2 separate regions of the Homo sapiens genome follow, and region 1 is linked to region 2. The links are chromatin contacts, found by POLR2A ChIA-PET in ENCODE. All regions are on one chromosome and are shown on one strand. The core of a region is the stretch at or near the end of the contact, and the rest is flanking DNA. Distances in the headings are between cores, read along the strand shown. Region 1 overlaps PRKAR2B (protein kinase cAMP-dependent type II regulatory subunit beta). Region 2 has its middle 140 kb from the start of NAMPT-AS1.

Evidence for each region. ChIA-PET counts read pairs that join two places held with the same protein, here RNA polymerase II (POLR2A).
Region 1: POLR2A ChIA-PET joins it to region 2 with 11 read pairs in activated naive CD4-positive, alpha-beta T cell. The contact joins two enhancer-like sites. POLR2A ChIA-PET finds 5 or more read pairs at or near these places in 3 of 52 experiments (AG04450, Panc1 and activated naive CD4-positive, alpha-beta T cell).

What each region holds. Positions count from the first base shown.
Region 1 is chr7:107,100,205-107,105,534 of GRCh38, reverse strand. The region is part of intron 2 of PRKAR2B (protein kinase cAMP-dependent type II regulatory subunit beta); the gene reads right to left. Among named protein-coding and RNA genes, the nearest start is that of PRKAR2B-AS1, 23 kb to the right of the region's middle. Within about 2 kb of position 2,019, at least 4 of the 41 ENCODE cell types and tissues checked have a DNase peak (open chromatin) inside an H3K27ac peak, as active enhancers do.
Region 2 is chr7:106,423,313-106,428,485 of GRCh38, reverse strand. No RefSeq gene overlaps it. Among named protein-coding and RNA genes, the nearest start is that of NAMPT-AS1, 140 kb to the right of the region's middle. RefSeq lists enhancers at 3,049-3,148, 2,532-3,731. Within about 2 kb of position 3,350, at least 21 of the 41 ENCODE cell types and tissues checked have a DNase peak (open chromatin) inside an H3K27ac peak, as active enhancers do.

The sequences.
Region 1 (5,330 bases), core at 770-3,269, 680 kb before region 2:
AGTGCTGACCCATTTCTCAGGGATACTGTCTTTACAGTCTTGTACCATAACTGGGATTGACAACCAGCCAAAAATTAGGAGATTCACATACTCCTTTGGTTGTACCATGCGGGACCACACATTTTTCCACAGGTTCTTGCTTATGCCTAAGTGTCCTATTCCTTTACTGGGAAGAGACTTATGTTCCCACTTACAGGCCACAGTTCAATTAGGAGAGCCTCATAAAAATGCAATAGGCCAGGCAGGAATACTACTTCTAGCTCTAAGTGCTTGCCTTCATACAGGTAAAGAAAAGACCTCTCTTCCACTGCATATCACTTCTCAAGTAGTCCTCTGTTTCAGACATGGAAGTTCCCGGTAGAGCTGCTAATGTAACCCCAGTCCAGTTTTGTTTAAAACTCAATGTTGGTTACCACGGAAAAAAACAATAATTTTTGAGACCAGAAACACAATGGGGCCCACAACCCATGACAGTAAAGCTTTTAAAGTATAGACTTTAAAGTACTAACTGGCCCTGTCAGTACCCACGTAACATCCCTATTTTGCCCATAAGTAAATCAAATGGGGAACAGAGATTAATTTAGGAACTGAGGGCAGTTAATGAAGCAGTACTCCCAGTCCTTATACAAGGACTCCTACTAGCTCCTAATAGCTCCAATAGCTCCTAATTCTTACACAATATTGACCCCTGAAAATGATAACTGATTCGTGGTATTAGACTTAAGGGGTACTTTCTTTAGCACACATTTGCACCCAGACTCCCACTATATTTCCAGTATACTTTTGCTTTTGAATGGACTAATGCAGACACTCTTGCTACATTTCAGTTTACCTGGACTGTCCTCCCTCAAGGTTTTAGGGATAATCCTCATTTATTTGAAAATGCATTGGCAAAAGAAATAAGGTAACTACAGCTTAATAAATGGATCCTTCCTACAACATGTGAATGACCATATTAATTTTCAGCGTTACTAGGGAGGACTCTGAAAAAAATACAATACAGGTCCTTAATTTTGTGGGGAAATGAGGGTATTGAGTATACCCCCCCAACGAGGCCCAAATTTCTGTTCAAAAAGTTAAATACATGGGATACATTCTCACCCTTGGGACAAGGACTTAGCCCAGGAATGAAAAGAATTCATTCTGGCACTCCAGCCCCTTGAAACTAAGAAACAATTAGGAATTTTTTTGAGGCGAGGAGGGCAGGCATAGTGGCTCATGCCTGTAATCCCAGCACTTTGGGAGGCAGAGGCAGGTGAACTGCCTGAGCTCAGGAGTTCGAGGCCAGCCTGGACAACACAGTGAAACCCCATCTCTACTAAAATACAAAAAAAAATTTGCCGGGCATGGTGGCATGCAGCTGTAGTCCTAGCTACTTGGGAGGCTGAGGCAGGAGAACTGCTTGAGCCCAGGAGGCGGAGGTTGCAGTAAGCCGAGATCGTGCCACTGCACTCCAGCCTGGACCAAAAGTGCGAGACTCCGTCTCAAAAAAAGAGAAGAAAAAAAAAAGAAAAAAACATTGTGGGGAAAATGGCTGGATTCTGCCAGATTTGGATTCCCAGGTTTGGGCTCATAGCAAAACCACTCTATGAAGCTCTAAAAGGGAATAATCAGGAGCCTTTAAATTGAGACAGAACCTGCTAACAGGCATTCCTAATGGATTGATCCAGCAATCTTTATGTGGCTGAAAAACAAGGAATAGCTTTGGGTGTTCTAACTGAAAGATTCAGGAAGAATCCTAGACCACTGGCTTACTTCTTTAAACAGCTAGACCAGGTGGCAGCTGGGAGGCCAGGATGCTTGCAACCTATGGCCACCACCACTCTACCGATAGAAAAAGCCAGTAAGTCTACCTTGGGACAATTACATGTCATAACAATTACACGTCATGGAGGCTTGTAGAGTTTATCAAGTGCCTCTGTGACTGTCTCACTTCCTGTTAAATTTCTGGTTAGTTTGCTGGTCTGTTTGCGGCAGCCAGGACCCAGCCTCAGGCTATCTGAGCTTCTAGACTTCCTGCATGTCCGTCACCCAGGTCACTGTAACCAATGGTGCTGCTGGGCAGGGGCTGTATTTGTGTGTATGTGTGTGCTTTTCTTGTGTTCTCTCAATCAAATCAGTTTCCTCTTGCAGCAAAACTGGTAGAACCCTGGGGTTTGCCTACATCAAAGGTATAGAGGAAACTATATTATTACAAGAGTGAGGTAGACGTTGGCTCAATATTCCTTTTTAAGTGAATGTTTTAATTTTTATTAGAAATAAGGTTCTCAGTTTTACTATAACATTGTTAATGAAATTTTTTCCTATTTCCCAAGAAATTTTAGTGCCTTGATTCTGATAATTACAGAAGTTGCATATTTTTAGAAAGTATTAAATTTTAAAATTTTGAAAAGCGATTAGATACATTTAAAAGACTGATTATTAGCAAGAAAACATTTTTGTTTTAATCCCTTCTTATGTTTGAAATATGAACATTTCAGAGAATTTTATAATTATCTCTTTTTTGGAGATATGAATGTTTAAGGGAGCTATGCAGTAATATATTTTGAAAAACTATTTCTTTCAGCTGAGCATGGTGGCTCACACCTGTAATCCCAACACTTTGGGAGGCTGAGGCGGGCAGATCACCTGAGGTCAGAAGTTCAAGACCCACCTGGGCAACATGGTGAAACCCCATCTCCACTAAAAATACAAAAATTAGCTAGGCATGGTGGCGGGCGCCTGTAATCCCAGCTACTCAGGAGGCTGAGGCCAGAGAATCACCTGAACCCCGGAGGCAGAGGTTGCAATGAGCTGAGATGGTGCCACTGCATTCCAGCCTGGGTGACAGAGCGAGGCTCTGTCTCAAACAAACAAACAAAAAAATCTTTTCTTCCTTTATAAATATATTCTTGATGAAAATGAGGAAAACCTAATAATGCTGGTGAACCCCAAAATTGGGGGGTTCTTGGCTTTGCTCAAGAAACTCTGGGAGGGCTCTTGGCTTTGCTCAAGAAACAATTCAAGAGCAAGCTGACAGTGAAAGAAACCAAATTTATTAGAGCAACAGCGTATAGCCAAATGGCTGCTCCATAGACAGAGCAGGGCCATCCCACAGGCAGAGTGGCCCAAAGCAACCTGCAAGGATAGCTGTATTTATACCCACTCTTAATTATATGCTAAATTATTCACAAACTTTCTAGAAAAGGGGTGGGGAGTTCCCAGAACCATATAAGGTAACTTCCAGATCATTGCCATGGCATCATTTGTAAACTGTCTTGGTGCTGGTTGGAGTATCTTATGCAAATATATTATAATTCCTAGTTCTAGCTGTTATTTTTTTCTTTTTGAGACGGAGTCTCGCTCTGTCACCCAGGCTGGAGTGCAGTGGTGCAATCTCAGCTCACTGCAACCTCTGCCCCTCCAGGTTTAAGCAATTCTCTGCCTCAGCCTCCAGAGTAGCTGGGATTACAGGCACGTGCCACCATGCCCGGCTAATTTTTTGTATCGTGTTCTGATCAGCAGACTGGTGAGTCTTGTTGATCTCCTGTCTCACCTTGGTTACTTGAAAACTATCTTTAGAAGCACAATACAGCAGAATGAGGAGCATGGCCAGTCCTCATCTCAAAAGGCAATGAGGAAACTAAACAAAACTGGAAAAAAAAAAAAAAAAAAAAAAAGGATCAGGGCTCTGGAAATCAACCAAAGGCATACAACAAATTAAGAATTTATTCATAAAAATAGCTACTGATTTTGAGTTAGGACAGTGGTAGCCCATGGCATTCCTGCCTAGGGCTGCAATCCCTCACCCACCAGGTTGGTCAGCATGGTGGTTCTACCAGCTTTGCAGGAAGAGGCTAACTTGATTGAGAGAATACAAGAAAAGCAAAAACAAAACAAAACCAAAAAACCGACAAACAAGCAGGAAGGGTAGAAGCTTAGAGAGCCTGACGCTTGGTCCTGGATGCAGTGAACTAACCAGAAATTTAACAGAAAATGAGGCAGACACGGAGGCACTTGATAAATTCTCCAAGCATCCGTGGCTGCCTGGAAGGCAGTGTGGGTAGGACGGAGAAACTGGGCAGTGCCCTAGCCCTCTACATATCTCTAGGCTGTCGAGGTGGCTACAGCGCACTTAGAGGAGGTATGAGTTAGCTTGGCAGAAAGTAAAAGCTAGTATACTTGAAAACTGCCTAAAATTTGGATATGCCCCCAAACTCACACAAGTCCCATTGCCCTTATAATCTGACCAACCACTGGTCACTGCATCACGAAGATACAGGGGCTAACCTTGAGAGGCCAGGGTTAAAAATAAAAACAAACAAACGAAAAGCAGAAACATTAGCAGCCACATACCATGGCAAAGACAGAGCATACAGATTTAGTAGACAAGCTACAAAAAAAAAAAAAAAAAAAAAAATAAGCAACAACCTGGAGAGGGAGGAAATCAGAATCCAGAACTGCTACAATGTATAATCTAAAATGTCCAGTCCTCAGCAAACTTGTAAGATATGCAGAGAAACAGGAAGTGTGATACATATTCCAGAAAAAAGCAGTCAACAGATATGATCTACAATTGGGCCAGTTGTTAGACTTAGCAAAGATTTCAATTTCAAGGCAGCTATTATAAATATGTTCACAGAGCTAAAGGAAATCAGGTTTAATCAATCAAAGAGTAAAAACGACTCAATAAAGAATCTCAATAAAGAGAGAAATTCTAAAAAAAAAAAAAGCAAGTTCTGGAGTTAAAAAGCACAATAACTGAGATGAAAAACTCATTAGGTGGGCTCAAGAGATTTGAAGTGGCAAAAGAAAGAATCAGGAACCTGATGACAGATTAAGGGAAATTATTCAATTTGAAAAACGGAAAAAAAGAATGAATAAAAATAGACAGTCGTAGATATCTGTGAGACATCAAGTATACTAGCCTAAGTATAATAGAAGTTCCATAAAAAATGGAAACAGAGAGAGAAGCAAAGAAAAATGTTACAATAAAATGGCCAACTTTCCAAATTTTACAAAAACATTTATGTAGATTCTAGAAGTTCAATGAACCTCAGCACAGAATAAACACAATGAAATCCATACCCACACACATTTTAATCAAACTGTTAAACTCAAAACCAGAGAAAATTGTCAAAGCAGTAAGAGAGAAATGATTTATTTCATACAGGGGAACAACAAAACAATTACTAACTGCTCATCAGAAACAATGGAAGTCAGAAGGTAGTGAGATGGTATATTCCAAGTGCTAATAGAAAAAACTATTGCCCAAGAATTCTCTATTTAGCCAAACTATCTTTTAATGAGGACAGTGAAATGAACTCATGTCCAGATAGATAACACTGACT
Region 2 (5,173 bases), core at 2,101-4,600:
TGTAACCCCATTCATGGACTTAACTGCCTTTGGCTTTTTCCATTGTTTGACAAAATATTTGAACAGAAGTTGGGTGGGAAATCTTTAGAAATCAGAAAATGGGGTTCTCTTGCCTTAAAAGCATGTAAACTGTGATGAAAATAGAGCAAGGCAAATCACATTCTGTCATAAAGAATCAAACAGGCATAGCGTACCACAGAATCAACAGCCACCCTGATCATAGATTAACTGGATAGAGGTCAGGCAGCACCAACCTAGGAAGCTTTCATTTCATTACAACTTACTTCACTTCAGTAAGCCCTTACAGATCCTGTGATAGGCAGAACCAGGCATGTGCTAGGCCATGGGGCTACAGGGATGGTGAGGGTGAAAGACAAGGAGATTAACAGTGAGAACACAGTGGCATCAAGAGAGGTGCACAAGAGTGTTCACAGAGTGTAGAGAATGGGTGCAAATGAAAGGTGCCTGAGTCCGCTTGCAGGGAAAGAGAAAGAGGGTCAATGCAGTTTTCAAAACAACAACAAACAACAACAACAACAGATGCATCACCAAAAGTCTGGTGGATAAGCAGGCATTAGTTGGATGGAGTGGAGGGGCGGGGGTATTTCAGGCTAGAGAGAACAGCCTGGGCATTTGTCTAGAGGTGGGAGGAGGCCTGATACTTTGGAGGAATTGCAAGAAGGTCAGTGTTAGGGAGCAAGGGGAGTGAAGGGGGCAGGGATATGGTGGGAGAGGGGGTTGCAGCTGCGAGACCTGATGGGGCAGGACGGTAAAGAGCCGTCCATTTGGATGCATGCATTTGAACTTGCCTATGGGAAAAGGCAAGCCACAGAAGGATGTTAAGCAGTGGAGTGATGAGATGATATTAATGTTCTCTGTCTAGAAGATACCTCTGGCCATGGGATGTGAGAGAGTGGAAGACCGAGTGGGGCTGGATACATGCAGAAGCTGGAGCTCAGCTTGGAAATGATCATAGTGTTGAGTCCGGGAAGATGGATAAGGGCCTGTGGCAATGCAGTAGGAATAAACAGGTGGTGATGGACTTCCAGCAGGGACCCAACATGCTGGTGACCATTCATTTGGATGTGGAAGATGAAGGAGGAGATGGTCAAAGCAATAGCAGGTTTCTGCCTCAGGTGACCAGGTGGAAGGTTGTGCCATTTGCTGAAGAGAAAAAAAGGCTGGTGGAGAAAGTGGAGCCAAATTGGAAGAATAGAAACATGGTTGCTGGAGATAGCTGCTTGCAATGTTTTGTTTTTCTCTATTTATTTTGGGACATGGGATCCTTTTGTAATATTTTTACACATGAAAAGGGGTATAGTCCTCAAAGGCTGTTAGGACTGTCACATATGATTATGCAAGTCTTGCCGTGCAAAAGGGCTTCTGGCCCGGGAGAGAGCGAGGCTGACCTGCAGCCTGTGCGAGGCTCCTTGGGAGTGTACGGACAGGGTTGCATCTGCCTGGGAAAGGGGTACCCATGAGGATGCTTCCCATCACCTCTCTGGACCCACTTCCCACCCTCCTCTGTGCCCTGGCTGGCTGGCCTGTGTGGATGACATGGCCCACCCCCCTCCCTCCAGCACCTGGCTGAGTTCCACCGTTGGGGGTGCTGGCAGGAGAGCAAAGGGAAGAGCGTTTCTCTTGGCTCCTCTCCTTACTGAGGGCCATTGATTGTCTCTCTCCCTTTCTGAAGGTCACAGCTTCCAAAGCTACAGTTCTTGCTTTGTCTCAGTACAGGGCTCTCTCTCTCCTTGTCTCTCAGGGCTCCCCACTGTTGCTAGCCCCAGGATACCATACCATTCCTTGCAGGTTTGCCTAAATCCCACCCACGTCTTTGTAAATGGTGCCTTCCCCTCACACTTTCCTTCATTATCCACTTTGACTGTGTCATCTGTTTCCCGCCAGGACCAGGACTGATATTGAATATTTTTCTAATTAACACAAGGCAACATCTTCATTCACTTCCCCATGCACCTGTGAAGCTGTGACTACCATCGGGACGCCTGTTTCTAGTTCTCAGGAAGGTGCTGTGTTAAGCGAAGGGCCCTCTGGGTTCTGAAACTCTGGGGGCCTTGATTCCTCTGCAAGTGGGAGCCAGATTGGCTTTTCAGTCTCACCCAAACTTTGAGCTAGAAGGGAAGAGGGAGGAGAGTGGGGAAGGGAAAGGTGTCAGAGTCAGCGGACCCTGAGGAGAGGCACTGTGGATTATCAGTGTGAGGTATTAACATCACCCCTCCAGCCTTCACTGGGAATTGGGAGTCGACACTTGGGAATGTTTGAGTGCAGGTAAGGCAGGTGTCCCTACTCCACCAGAATGATCTGCTCCCCTTCTTCAAGTTTCTCGGTTTCTTACCCAACCATCCCCTTCCCCTACCCTGGCTATATGTAGCTGTTTCTAATTTTCTTTAATTTAACAAGGACTCAGTAAAAGAGAATATTTTCGTTAAACTTTCAGGTTTAACAAGATATTGTGAAAGCCATTGATCTCCACTCTATCACGCTGGAGAAGTAGGGAAATACCTATTTGTAAAATGTGCGTGTCTGCCTGTTGACACCCAGTTGTTGGCTTATTTGTTCATTCATTTATTTATGCATCTATTATTTATTCATTCATCAAATAGCTGTCAAATGCTATCTAAGACTTGATTGTTGTATTTATCCTCAGCTGGACCCTTCTATCCCCTCCTAAAGGAAGAGGAAGGAGGCATGCAAGGCACACAGCAAGGTGGGCTGATGCCAAGCTAGAACAAGGAAAGTGCAGTTGGAGGACATGTGTGGTGGGACCTGTAGCTGACCTTTCCCCTCCCTGCAGCCAGACTTTGCCCTCCCTGCAGCCAGGCCTGGGCCACACGGGTAGGAATACCCTGGCAGTTCACATTCTCACTCAGTCTCACACTCACTTTGTACTCTGATGCTGACATGAAGTGGCTCTGCTGGCAGCCCACGTGTTTCCAGATACTTGACCCAGCTGCAGGTATGAAGGCCTTACCTCCTGGCAAATGTGAAACAAAAGTCGAAGGAGACAAAGAGCCTGTGAGCTTGTTCCCCACTCCTTTCCATACTCAGCTGATGACTCAATTCACCACCAAGGGTGAGCATGAGGGATCTGTCCGTTCATATTCATCTTCCACCCTTTCCAGGCTTTGGATGTGTGGAGCTGTGCTAATTTGGAGTTGCTGAGCTACAGGACAGTGTTAAGAGAGGCTCTGGCATCTCAGATTTATTGCTTGAATACTTGAAATCCTTATTACAGGAAGTTACACAGCTTGCTTCCAAGCAGCACATGTAAAATTGCAGTTTGACGTTCTGGGGAAATCCCAAGCGTCACGCTGTTTCACCAGAGTGATAAATTGACAAGGGGCCAGTGTTCTGATGAAATCTTGCTTCTGTTTGCCTGCCTTCCCCATGAGTTCTCTAGTTTCCTAAGAGCCAAGAGTGAGCAAATAGGCTCTTACTCATTTTAGAACATTAGTCTTCTAATTTGCATACTTTCTTTCTACATCTAGTTATTGGTACTTGAACGGAAGTGGAGGAGTCTGTCCTAACATATTCCTCTGCCCTCCCCATCCCATCATGATTGAGAAAGAGAGAGAGAGAGAGAGATTGGAACTTGGGTTAGGAACTACTTTCCAGAATCTTTTATTTTCTTCTTTTTACTTATCTACCTTCCTTCCCTTTTTCTTTTCATTCCATTTCTCTCTCCCTCTTTTATTCAGTAATTTATCCAATTACCCATTCATTACTTTGTACCTGGAACCTGAGCTTAAGATAGCTGTGTCCTCTTCCTCTCCCTGATTAGGATTTAGATGTAAGTCTGTGAATGCCAGGATGATGTGTGGCTCAACCTACCTGTGGGTCTGCATACCTGAGTGATGGAGTCTCCTAGGAAAGACTCTCTTCACAGGAGGGGGAAATAGAAGCACCTACTAGGTTCAGTTGCACTGGACCAGGACTAGAATGGAGACTGGGGTGGTCCTGGTGGGGTTTGAGGAACAGCACAGTGCCTGTCACTCTGATGTCTTCTGGCCCAGCGCCCAGGGCCAGAAGTCCTGGGAAGTCCTGCGCCTGGGTCCTGAGATGAGGGTATTGGAATAAAAAACAAGTGTAAACAAAAATAGTTCATCACAAAAGCATCCCTAGGTTACAGGAAGCAGGGGGCAAGAGCAGCACCAGCCAGCCCCAAAAGCCAGGCTGATGTCAGTGTCCTTGACCCTGTGCAGATGCAGCTGTGTCATGGGTGGTGGTGGTGGGCACCTCCACTGTGCTCCAGCATAGACGTGCTGCTCTCTAAGGCTGCCTTGGTTGTCAGCAGCAATGGAGACCCCAGTCCCGTAAGCAGAGGCAGGTGAGGAAGAAGGTAGCAGGTGCCACACATAGCAGTGGGCAGTCATGCTCAGTATCTGTAAGATAATCCCTGGAGAATCCCAGACTTTAGGGGATGAGTTTGATGTGAGGATGTGTGTGGTTGGAGCAGCTGCAGAATGGATTTGGGTAAATCCAGAGAATGCTGTTTTGTATCTCTCACTAAGATTCTGTTTCACTCTAGGCAGAGGAATTTGAGAGACACAGGCTTTTACACGTGCCTTAAATCCAACTTACTTCCAAAAAGCACTTGTAGAAGCTTTATAGAAAGCCTCAATATAAAAGAGATAATTTTTTTAAAAAGAAGATGAACCACAGTCAAGAAATAAAGACTGGAAGGAAGGAAGGAAGGAAGGAAAGATGAGTGGTGTTTTACTAGAAAGCCTAGTCAAACAAATGTTTTTGCGTGGTTTGGAACTGTTATCTCTTCTGGGCTTAATTCCTAAGAAGACAAACTCTATGCCTAATCAAGACCTGAAAAAAAAAATGAAATTCAGTTATTTAGATGGCGATTCTATTTTGTTTTCTAAATGTATTACTGTACCAGGAAAGTTCTATAATTCTTCATGGTTAGAGAGCTGCCGGAAGTCATCAGACTTTATTTGAATACATTGTTGGAAAATCCTGATTATTAGTTCTGTGTCCCCAAGGCCACAAATGACCCCAAAATGCAGCTGCCTACATGTCAAGCTGGGGATTACACCGATAGCTGAGGGAGCTGGAAGTGTCCTGTACTCATGATCAGCACCTGCACCTGTCCTTCTCATTTTACCCTCACAATGATGCAGGGAGATGGGAGGGCCCGTACCGT